Linked DNA regions of Homo sapiens: region 2 is linked to region 1. A link is a contact called in ENCODE Hi-C data. All regions are on one chromosome and are shown on one strand. Each heading gives the region's core, a stretch centred on a gene start or an enhancer-like site at or near the end of the contact. The rest is flanking DNA. Distances are from core to core; before and after follow the strand shown. Region 1 holds the start of SS18 (SS18 subunit of BAF chromatin remodeling complex). Region 2 holds the start of AQP4 (aquaporin 4).

Region 1 (4,622 bases), core at 1,408-3,907:
CGGACAATCTTTTCAATAACTGAGTTTTTTCCCTTCAGATTTCTAGAAATGTTTCATCTATACAGAAATTGAATCCCCTTGGGTCCTTTTAATATATATGACAGCTCACCGCAAAAAAATCTTACTTTTACACCTTTGGAATGATATCGTGTTTAATCAATAATGTTTTAATATTCCAATTATTCTCCCTCTGAATAAACAAGCCCAGAAGGGAAAATCTGAATTCTTTTATATCAAACATTTAATTACCTCTGCTATCTGTAATAGAAGCTTTAGCCAATTAAGACTAAAAGTTAAGAGTCCGAGTTGGTTTTTCATCATTCTAATGCTTTGGAACAGTAAAGAAAAATTCTGTCCTTCTCCAGAATGAAATAAATACATGAAAACTTCAGCCCAGGAGTCTTGATGAGGTAGCTGGTTAGTTTCCAAGTTTTATAACAGCATGGTTTTGTGACTCTCCAATTATGAGATAATAATTAAACATAATAATTTCTATGCATGTATATTTGTTACAGACTTTATGAGTTTACTTCATAATTATGCTGTCTCAAAAGTTTAAGAGGAAAAACATACCGATTTATCATTCTATCATCTTTTAACATTCCAAGCAATCTTGGCTTTGAGGGTTAAATAATTCATCTAAGTAAAGTGGAGCTGAAGAAAGAGTACTGATTGTAGCAATTAAAAGGCCAGTTAGTTTCAGTGCCAGTTTTGCCATTTTGAGCAAGTCACTTAAGTTTTCAGGGGCTGATTCAGCTGTAAGATCAAGGGACTCAGGATATGCTCCTCCAGAACCTGCCCCACCCTACCAGTATTCAAAAGTATTAGCACAATACCATAATCACGCAATCTAAATAAAAGGAACATCCATTTAACATTAACTGTCACTTTTTTATGCACGTGAATCATAATCTTCACTTACTGGGGGAAAAAAAAAACCACTAACATGATCTGCTAATAAATGCAGTTATTTCTTAAATAGAACCATTGGATGACCAAAAAAAGTCCTTAAAAAGCACGAATCCAGTCCTCAACCTAATGATTTCACAACTTATTATCTCCAGTATATTCCTCAAACTATTGAACTTCACCATTAAAATATCTGTCTCACATCTAATATCAATCTCTCCCATTGTAGAATAAGGCAATTAATTTAGAGCCCATTTTTCTGTTCAGCTGAGAATGGAAAATAATTGATCAGCATCCTCCGAATTAATCATTATCCATGATAAATATCTTCAGACTTATGTAACAGAAACTATAAAAAAAAAAGAAAAACTCTGGACTTTTCCTGTGTACAAAAATAAAAAAGGTGAGCCCTCCAGAAACGCAGTTTTGCGTGAGTGCGTACTTGGAGCTGTTTGCCAGGCTGCAGACTTAACTCAGAGCACTATATGAAAGCACTGCATTTCCAGGCACTGCCAAGCCCGTTTGTTCATAAAATAAAGCAACAGTTGGGCAAATGTCAAAAGCCACACTACGAAGAACCTGACAGTAAACAGAAACCGATTAGCATAATCTACGTGGTCTGAGTGGTACTAAAACTTGACCTTTTTTTCTATTTTGATCTTTGCTACACAGCATAAAACAAAACAAAAATATTTAAAGTAAACTGCTAAATACAGCAGCAACTTCTGAAAGTCTAGGTCAGTAAAATTTAGAATGCTGCCTTGCTTGCAGGCAACAAGGGGTAGAGGACAATAAAGAACCTTTGTGTTCCGACTGGCAGTAACACAGCAGCGACTGCAGCAGCTCTATCCTTTAAAAAGGAGGCAGCTCCCTGTGTATTTATCACGACTTACATTAACTGGTCACGACAGTCTCCACCATTAGACTGTAAGCTCCAGGAAGGCAAGGACCATGACTCACCACAGTAGCCTCAGCGCCTAAAATAGGCGCTCAATAAATATTTGCTGCAGAATAAATGAATAGGCGGCGATGCAGAAGGGAAGAAGAGGCTCTGGGGACAACCCCAGAGTCCATGGGGACCTTCCTTGCCCGCTCCTCAAACTCTATACTAAGGTTCCCTCCAGCGTTCCCCAAGTCCTCCTGCGAGCTCCCAAACTCGGCTGAGTTTGCAGGGCGGCGACCAGCGCACCGACTTCCCCTCTGCCTGCCGCGACCCGCGGTGGGGTCCGCACGAAGCAGCCGCGGCACGCGGGGCGGGGCGACGCCAAAGTAACTCCGGAGCAACGCGCGGGGCCGCCGGTCCGACACACGCCCTTCCCTGAGCGGCCGCCGCCGGGCGCACGCGCCCCGCAGCCCGAACGCCGCCCCATCCCTAGAGAAATCAGGCGGCGGCTGTTTGGGCTTTTGTGTCTGTAGAAAAACGCGTAAATGCGTGAAAGACTCCGAGAAAAACCGGTTCACCCTCTTCCGCCACCCACTCAGGCACAGCCAGCAGTCCGTGTTCCCAAACACTGCTGATTCCCAGCAGGCCCGCCTCCGCCTCGGCCCGGTCGACTCCGGGCCCGGCCCTTCCCCCCGCGTCTGTCTCTCCCAGAGGCGGTAAGGGCCTGGCATCCGCAACCCCGCGCGGTTTCACCTTCTGAATCGCAGCGGGAGTGATCTCCCCCTTGCCTCGCTGCCTCGGGGCCGCGAAAGCCACAGACATGTTGCCGCCGTCACCACTATCGGCAAGTCCCGAGCGCTCCGGGTGAACGGCAAACTGGGGGAGAGACGCCGGCCTCTCGGGCTGAACCACCTCGGGAATGCGGGGAGGGGGGATGCTCCGGGGCCAAGCGGACGGGCGGCGGGGCAGGCCTGAAGGAGGCACTCTGGCCAGGGATGTCTCGCTTCTGCGCACTCTGGGGGACCCCTAGCCCTGGCCGAACTTTCTTGACCGTCCCTGCATCCCCCGAGCTCTCCTTATGGGCACCCCCTGGCCCTTTGCGCTAATGGTAGAGTCGCGCCCTAGTCCTCCCTCCGCTTCAGCGATTCAGGAAATGGTCCCGCCGCCGCGGGAGAAGGAGAGGCTGGGGCAGCCCCTGTCACAGGAAATGCGAGCGGCCCAAGCCGGCCCGCCCCCTTCGCGCCGTGGCAACTTGCCTCCCTCTCCGGCCCTCTGAAGCGTCTCCCCGACTGTGTTGCAGAGCGTGCCCTAGACCTAGTTCAGTTTTTCCAACTTCATCCTTACTTACGCCTCCTGGCAAGAGTGGCCGCCCCGAGTTGTCCCGGCAGCCCGGAGAGGGGAGGGAGGTCAAGACTCGGGAGTTCGTGCAAATCCGTGGAGCATCTGCCGAGATAGGGCAGAGGTGGAAGGACAAGGTGAACGCGGATTCGCTGGTTTAAATGGCTCGGCTACGCCCCAAATGCGCACCTCCGAGTCCACAGTCTCGCACGCACGCACAAAGTCGTGCCTAACAATTGGAAAGTAACCCTGACCCGAAACCGGGACACCAAGGTTGTGTCCAGTGCTCAGGGGCAATCGGCCAGCTTGGCTGGAGCGGACAGAGAAGAGCTCGCCTCTTGGGACAAACCCTTAGCAGGAAAGTGGGTCGATTTCGTCTGACTTGGCTTTTTGGAATTAAGTTGTGAAACAGGGCATCCTCACTCTCTGTTTTTTAAGAGAGTACTTACTTAGTGCCTTGTAAATTAGGCCCAAGCTGCCAGGCTTCAAGTCAGTGTAAGGGAAAAAGGCAAAGTTTTCAAATTATGGAAGGAACACGGACAAATGTGGGTTTTGTGTTGCCGTGGGGTTTTAAAGTATTCTGTAAATTTAGACTTCCATATAACACAAAGGGAAAGTTTATATAAAGTGTTACCCAACGTTAATGAATAATAAAAAATATTTCCATTTTTATATAAATTGGAAAAATAAAGAAAAAATACATTATTTTAAAAATTTAATCACTTGAGGCCAGGAGTTTGAGACCAGCCTGGGCAACAAAGTGAGACCTCTGTCTCTACAAGAATTTTAAAAATTGGCTGGGTATGGTGGTGTGCACCTGTAGTTCCAGCTACTAAGGAGGCTGAGGTGGAAGAATCACTTGAGCCAAGGGGGTGGAGACTGCAGTAAGCCATGACTGCCCCACCACACTCCACCCTGGGTGACACAGCAAGACCCTGTCTCAAAAAAAAAAAAAGAAAAATTAAGTATCAAATAAATGCTCTTCACAAAAATGTCAAGAATGTCATTGATTAAATGCATTGTTTGTTAGGCTTTATACTGGAAACCTAGGGTACGATTGTGAATAAGCTGGACATGGAACCTCCTCTCAAGGAGCTTATACACTAATGGGACTAACAGACCAGAAACAAACAAATATGTATATATGCAAAGTCCCAAGAAAAACTAGCCAAAAAAAAGGGGGAGGAACTAACAGAATGACAGGAACACTTACATGAGTTAGTGTGAAAAGTCTTCCCGATTATATTTAAACTGGGACCTAAAGGATGAAGACTCAAGCTGTCATAAGAATAAAGGGAAGAAAGTTTATGCTGCTACTGACAGTAATTACTCTTAAAAATTTAATTGTTATCTTTCACTATTGTAAGCCTTGAAGAAAACACTCTGGTATAGCTGGACTTAAGGTAATCACACCAAATTGGAAAACTGTCAAATTTGGAAACCAATACTTGTCTACCACTATCACTGTGCACTCAACACCTAGCATGCAGAG
Region 2 (4,622 bases), core at 1,368-3,867, 780 kb after region 1:
GGAAGCCTTCTAGGAAACCAGGGTGCTGAAGGCTGTCTTTTGAGAAAGTGAACTCATTGAGGGGAGAGGAGCTTCTGGTGACTAGCAAGGGCGATGGGAACAGGCAGGGCCTCAGCTGGGACAGCGACACTCCCTCCCTCTCCTTTGCGCCAGGAACGAGCAGGCTGCCAGCGGGAGGAGTCCGGGAGCTGAGCCTGCCCAAGGGACACGCGCACCGCCCAGATCTGGGAGCGCGGCACGGGGACGTGTAAACCTCCGTCCCCAGGGAGCCTGGAGCACCTCTCAGAGGGCGGAGCAGCGGCCATTCCCGGCCCGTGGCAGGCTCCCGGGCGGCGGCCAGGTGCACACGCAGAAGCGGCCCCGCGAGCTCGCCCGCCTGCCCGCCGGCCCGGTGCATCCTGGCCGCTGGAGGTGGGGAGAGATGGGAGTGGGGGATGCTTTTAGGGGAGGAAGGACAGCCTCTCCTCGTGCCCGACCCTCTCTCACCCCTTGACCCTGACCGTACAATGCAGATAAACCTGCCAAAGGGAGCCTGGAGGCTGGGGTGTGCCAGCAATGCCCCGGTACCTTTCCTGCCTTCATGGTGCAGAGCTCGGGAAGTCAGGAAAAGCGGGTGTGGTTAGGGAAACTGTGGGCCCCTGAGCAGAAGGCTCTATGGAAAACGGCTTTTCTCTACGGTCTTTTTGATGGCTTTCTGTTACATGGGCCTATAGGACAGTGTGTCTCACCTTGTGGAGCTTCTCTGGGGAGGGTGGTGGGCAGGGAGTCTGGGAGAGGGAGGACGCCTTCTCCTCCCGTCTATATCCCTCTTGCTGTCATTAGATCTTTGGAGCAGAGAAGGGGTGGTTTGACGATATTGATGCCAACTGCTCATTCTGGCAGGAAATGGCTAGGATTCCCCTTTTGGGGGGGGGGGGCAATTACCCCAGTTACCCTATCATCTAAGACTTTTGCCCTTGTCCTTTGCCTGTGATAGTCATGAGAGCCAAGAAGTATGGAGAGTATTTACCAGAGAATCTAATTGCAGAGGACCACGTAAGGGGTTAGGCAAGAAAGCCAAGTACTTTAAGAGATTAGTATTATTGTGGCTTTCCCTTTGACAAATTGCGGGGCCCTCATTTCCCCATGTCACTGAATGTTCCCGGGAACCTGCTTTCTGCGTGGGTAGTGAGGAAATGCAGTGCCAAAAAGGGTGAGGGGAATTTCCAGCTCAGCCTAGCCCTTAGTTTGCTATGGGGCTTTGCTTTAGAGGTGGAGAGAGAAAAACCCTTTCTTGCCCAGGCCCGGGTGGCAGGATAAAGGAAGAGCTGGCTCCACAGGGGGGTGGCCAGCCACATCCCACGCATCCCCTGCCCCAGTGAAGCGAATCTCAGAAGTATGAAAAACCCCAGGTGGGATGACAACGACATCATACTCTCTAGAGGAAAAGAATGTAAAGAGACAAAAACGATGGTTGCAATGGGGCAGGGAGGGCACCCTGGAGGAGACACTAAAAATATTCCCAAAGACGGTAAACTCAGAAAAGTCACATATTGAAGAAGTTAGGAGAGTCACTTCTGAACTCACCGGCAGCCCAGGGCTGTAGCCGGGATGGCAAAGGGGGCAAAATGCGATCATAGGTGCTGTCGTTTGTGGTCAGGGTTAGGGGAGAAGGAGGAGGACAAAACAGTAGGCTAAGGAAGCTAGGTGGGCAGGAAACGTCCTTTTCAGCCCCGCAGGAGACACCAGAAGAGGTGGGACCCAGAAAAGGCCAGCCCCGCTGCTCACCCCCTTCACCTCTCACTTCTGCCATTTCCGGAGTTCTCTCCCTGCTTGGCCTGTCATGCACCTGTTTACCTCTCCAGAGGTAGTTGCTCTTTCAGCTTCAAATATTCATCAACCAGAGAAATTTAAAACAGTGCAAAACACCAACACAAAACATAAACATGCTCTTTAAGAATGTTTTTAGCTTTTTTTTTTTTTTAAATCCACAAAAATCTGATCTTCTTCCAAGGCAGATGGACCAGCCTCACTTGGCTGTGAACCGTGAAGTTTGCTGGCAGCATATACATATCTCTGGCCTTATGAGGGCTCACCCTAGCGTCACCCATAGCACCCTGCTTTTATTGTCAGTGTTCCCTTATATGTTCACAGTCACTGGAAATGATCAACACAATTAGATTTGCTTCTTTTGCCCCAGAACAAAGCGGGTTTGTTGATGTACTGAATCGGACACATTACTTTCTAGCTGAACACTCAGCTTCATCCACTCCAGGACAGCTGAGCGTCTGGGTGAGTAATTTTTCCGAAGAAATGTACTATAGCTAGATTCACCTCCATAGGGTAATTTTCCTGGGCTTTTGCAGATCTGAAACATATGGAGGATTTGGCTAAAAAGCATCCCTTTTCTTCTACCTTCTCTATGCCTCTCTTCTGAAAATGCCCAGTACTCAGATCTAAAAGAACCACCCACCTGCCCTATAGCTGCCTTCCAGATTCTGCCTAAGAAGGCACAAACATCTATAATAAAAGAGACAGTTTCATCTTTTGGCCCTAAGCGTTGTTCCCTTAAGGCAAAGAAGGACTTACCCCCACCGCCTTGCTGTGGGTCTGTCACTCATGCCTTCCCCAGCCAGAGTGCAGCTCTCATTGCCTGCCCCGCAGCTCCCTGTGTGCTGGGAGTCAGATTACGGCCACTTGTCTGATTGGGTTTTTGGAGTGTTAGGGGTGGAAAGATTCTGCACCATGTGGCAATCGCTAAGTTATATTTGAACTTGAAGTAGCTTTTCTGTACCTGATCACTGTAGACACAGGGCATTTCAGGAATGCAAAAACATTTACTTAATTTTTTTTTTTTTGAGACAGTAATTTTTGAAAATGAGGATTTCCTTAAATCTTTATTTGAATTCTTTCTACCATGAAGAATTGTTCAGAATTTGTCTTGTTTGGTTATATGTTGTAGTTGAAATTGGGCAATTATTAGAAAATGAATTTGTATAATCCAGCAGTTAACATGAATTTAGATAGAGACTTCAGTGCATTTAGTTTTTAGCCAATGAATTCTGTTTGAAGTTTTTGATCTGAGAAGAAGCATTATAAGAACAATATATAACTGCAGCTCCATTTATAGCACAGGCAGCACTGATTTGGACAATAAAAATAAGGAAACATAGGAAATACAGGAAAAAAGACTGCTCTAGGGTGCTCACCTGACTGTTACATTAATAATCTGGGGATAAGAAGTAGCAAACTTAAAAAATATCAAAGTTGGATGGGGACGAAATTATGGGGAACTGTAGGTAAATTTAACCTCTGGAAACTTAGGGACAGGACTGATTTTATAATTTACTGGTCCCAGTGCAAAATGAATGCAGGACACCTTGGTAAAACACTATTTAAATTTCAAGATTGCGACAGCAGAGCATAAATAAAGGCTGGGTGCTCCTAAAGGCAGGACCTTGTGCAGCTGCGCAGGCTGCATGCTTATGAAGACGTCCCTGCCGAAGGAGTTTGGTGAACTCTAGAAGGGTCTAACCATTAGCTACCTGCATCACCATCTCATTATTATTTTTTCTTTAAACAGATCTTAGGTGCATGGGATTGGAATAATCAGAATTCCTGATTTATGACACTCTGTCATCACTCGTGCATGTATGGCCCTCTTATTTTCTAATAGTTAATTATAATGGCTTTTAAATAATGTAATGAACATCTATGAACCCACCACTCAACCCAACATCTAGAACAATGATAATAACTCACATTACCTACGGATGCCTCCCTTTTCCCACTTTATATTTCAGATTGGATTATTTTTTTCCAGAATGAAGTATGACAAGAAAGAAATACATGAGAGAAGAAAGACTGTTATACTTTTAAATCCCAGTTACAGTTTTTTTGTTTTGTTTTCATTTGCGTACTTGAGACATGGGAATGGGTGAAGAGCTCTCATTAGAAAGAGGAATTCAAAATTTGAGTGTGACTTTCAGAGGAGCACTTTATTACTGTTTCAAGCATTCTCAGCTAACCAAGATTGAATTTAGATTCTTAAGAATATGGTTGCACACTTATTATTGTACATCAGTGGTTTCTACCTTTAATATGCTCCCTGAAAGTCAGAATAAATTCTGATGAGAGGGGCAGGGAGAATTTATATGAAGCCACAGAGAACACTTAAAACATTTCATATTGATTCTTAAAGCTGTTTACCATTTGGATTTTAGAATGAGATTTTTAAAAGGTGCAAAATGTTTGTTACAAATTGGAAAACTGTGAGTTTCTAGGCAGATGTGCTAAATGTCATTACTCTGACCCTAAGACATTTGAGTCAGAAGTATTTTGAGGGCTGTGAAGCTAAGGCACAATGTAGCCATGTTTAGGGGCTTCCTTGTGAATGAGTACGGTGGGCAGATCCTCAGGAATCTACAGAGTGGGGCTCTTTAGGGCTACCGGTCTGGTCGGTGGGTGGACATTTTCTAGGTCCACTCTTTACAGGTTGTCCTAGGCTTATTAGCATTCTCTGCACAGCCTCGGCAGTTGCAGTTACCATTTTACAAAGTGCCAGCAAAACTTGGTTACCACGGTTTCTCAGCCTCTTTCCCTGTTTTCTGGCTGGCTGATGCTTTCCAGGGCAGTTCCTAAGG

Evidence for each region. A loop is a pair of places that touch in the nucleus more often than their neighbours do. Pooled maps may share reads with other maps.
Region 2: a pooled map of gastrocnemius medialis shows a loop between it and region 1 (4-fold over the local background). The contact joins the promoter of AQP4 here to the promoter of SS18 in region 1. A Hi-C loop is called at or near these places in 1 of 50 pooled maps.

The regions. Positions count from the first base shown.
Region 1 is chr18:26,087,956-26,092,577 of GRCh38, forward strand. It overlaps SS18 (SS18 subunit of BAF chromatin remodeling complex), which reads right to left and starts at 2,658. Exons shown (of 11, transcript NM_001007559.3): 1 at 2,546-2,658. The coding sequence starts at 2,614. RefSeq lists an enhancer at 2,993-3,112.
Region 2 is chr18:26,863,090-26,867,711 of GRCh38, forward strand. It overlaps AQP4 (aquaporin 4), which reads right to left and starts at 2,618. Exons shown (of 5, transcript NM_001650.7): 1 at 2,569-2,618. The coding sequence starts at 2,600. AQP4-AS1 (AQP4 antisense RNA 1) reads left to right here and starts at 2,219. Exons shown (of 8, transcript NR_026908.1): 1 at 2,219-2,271. RefSeq lists an enhancer at 1-367.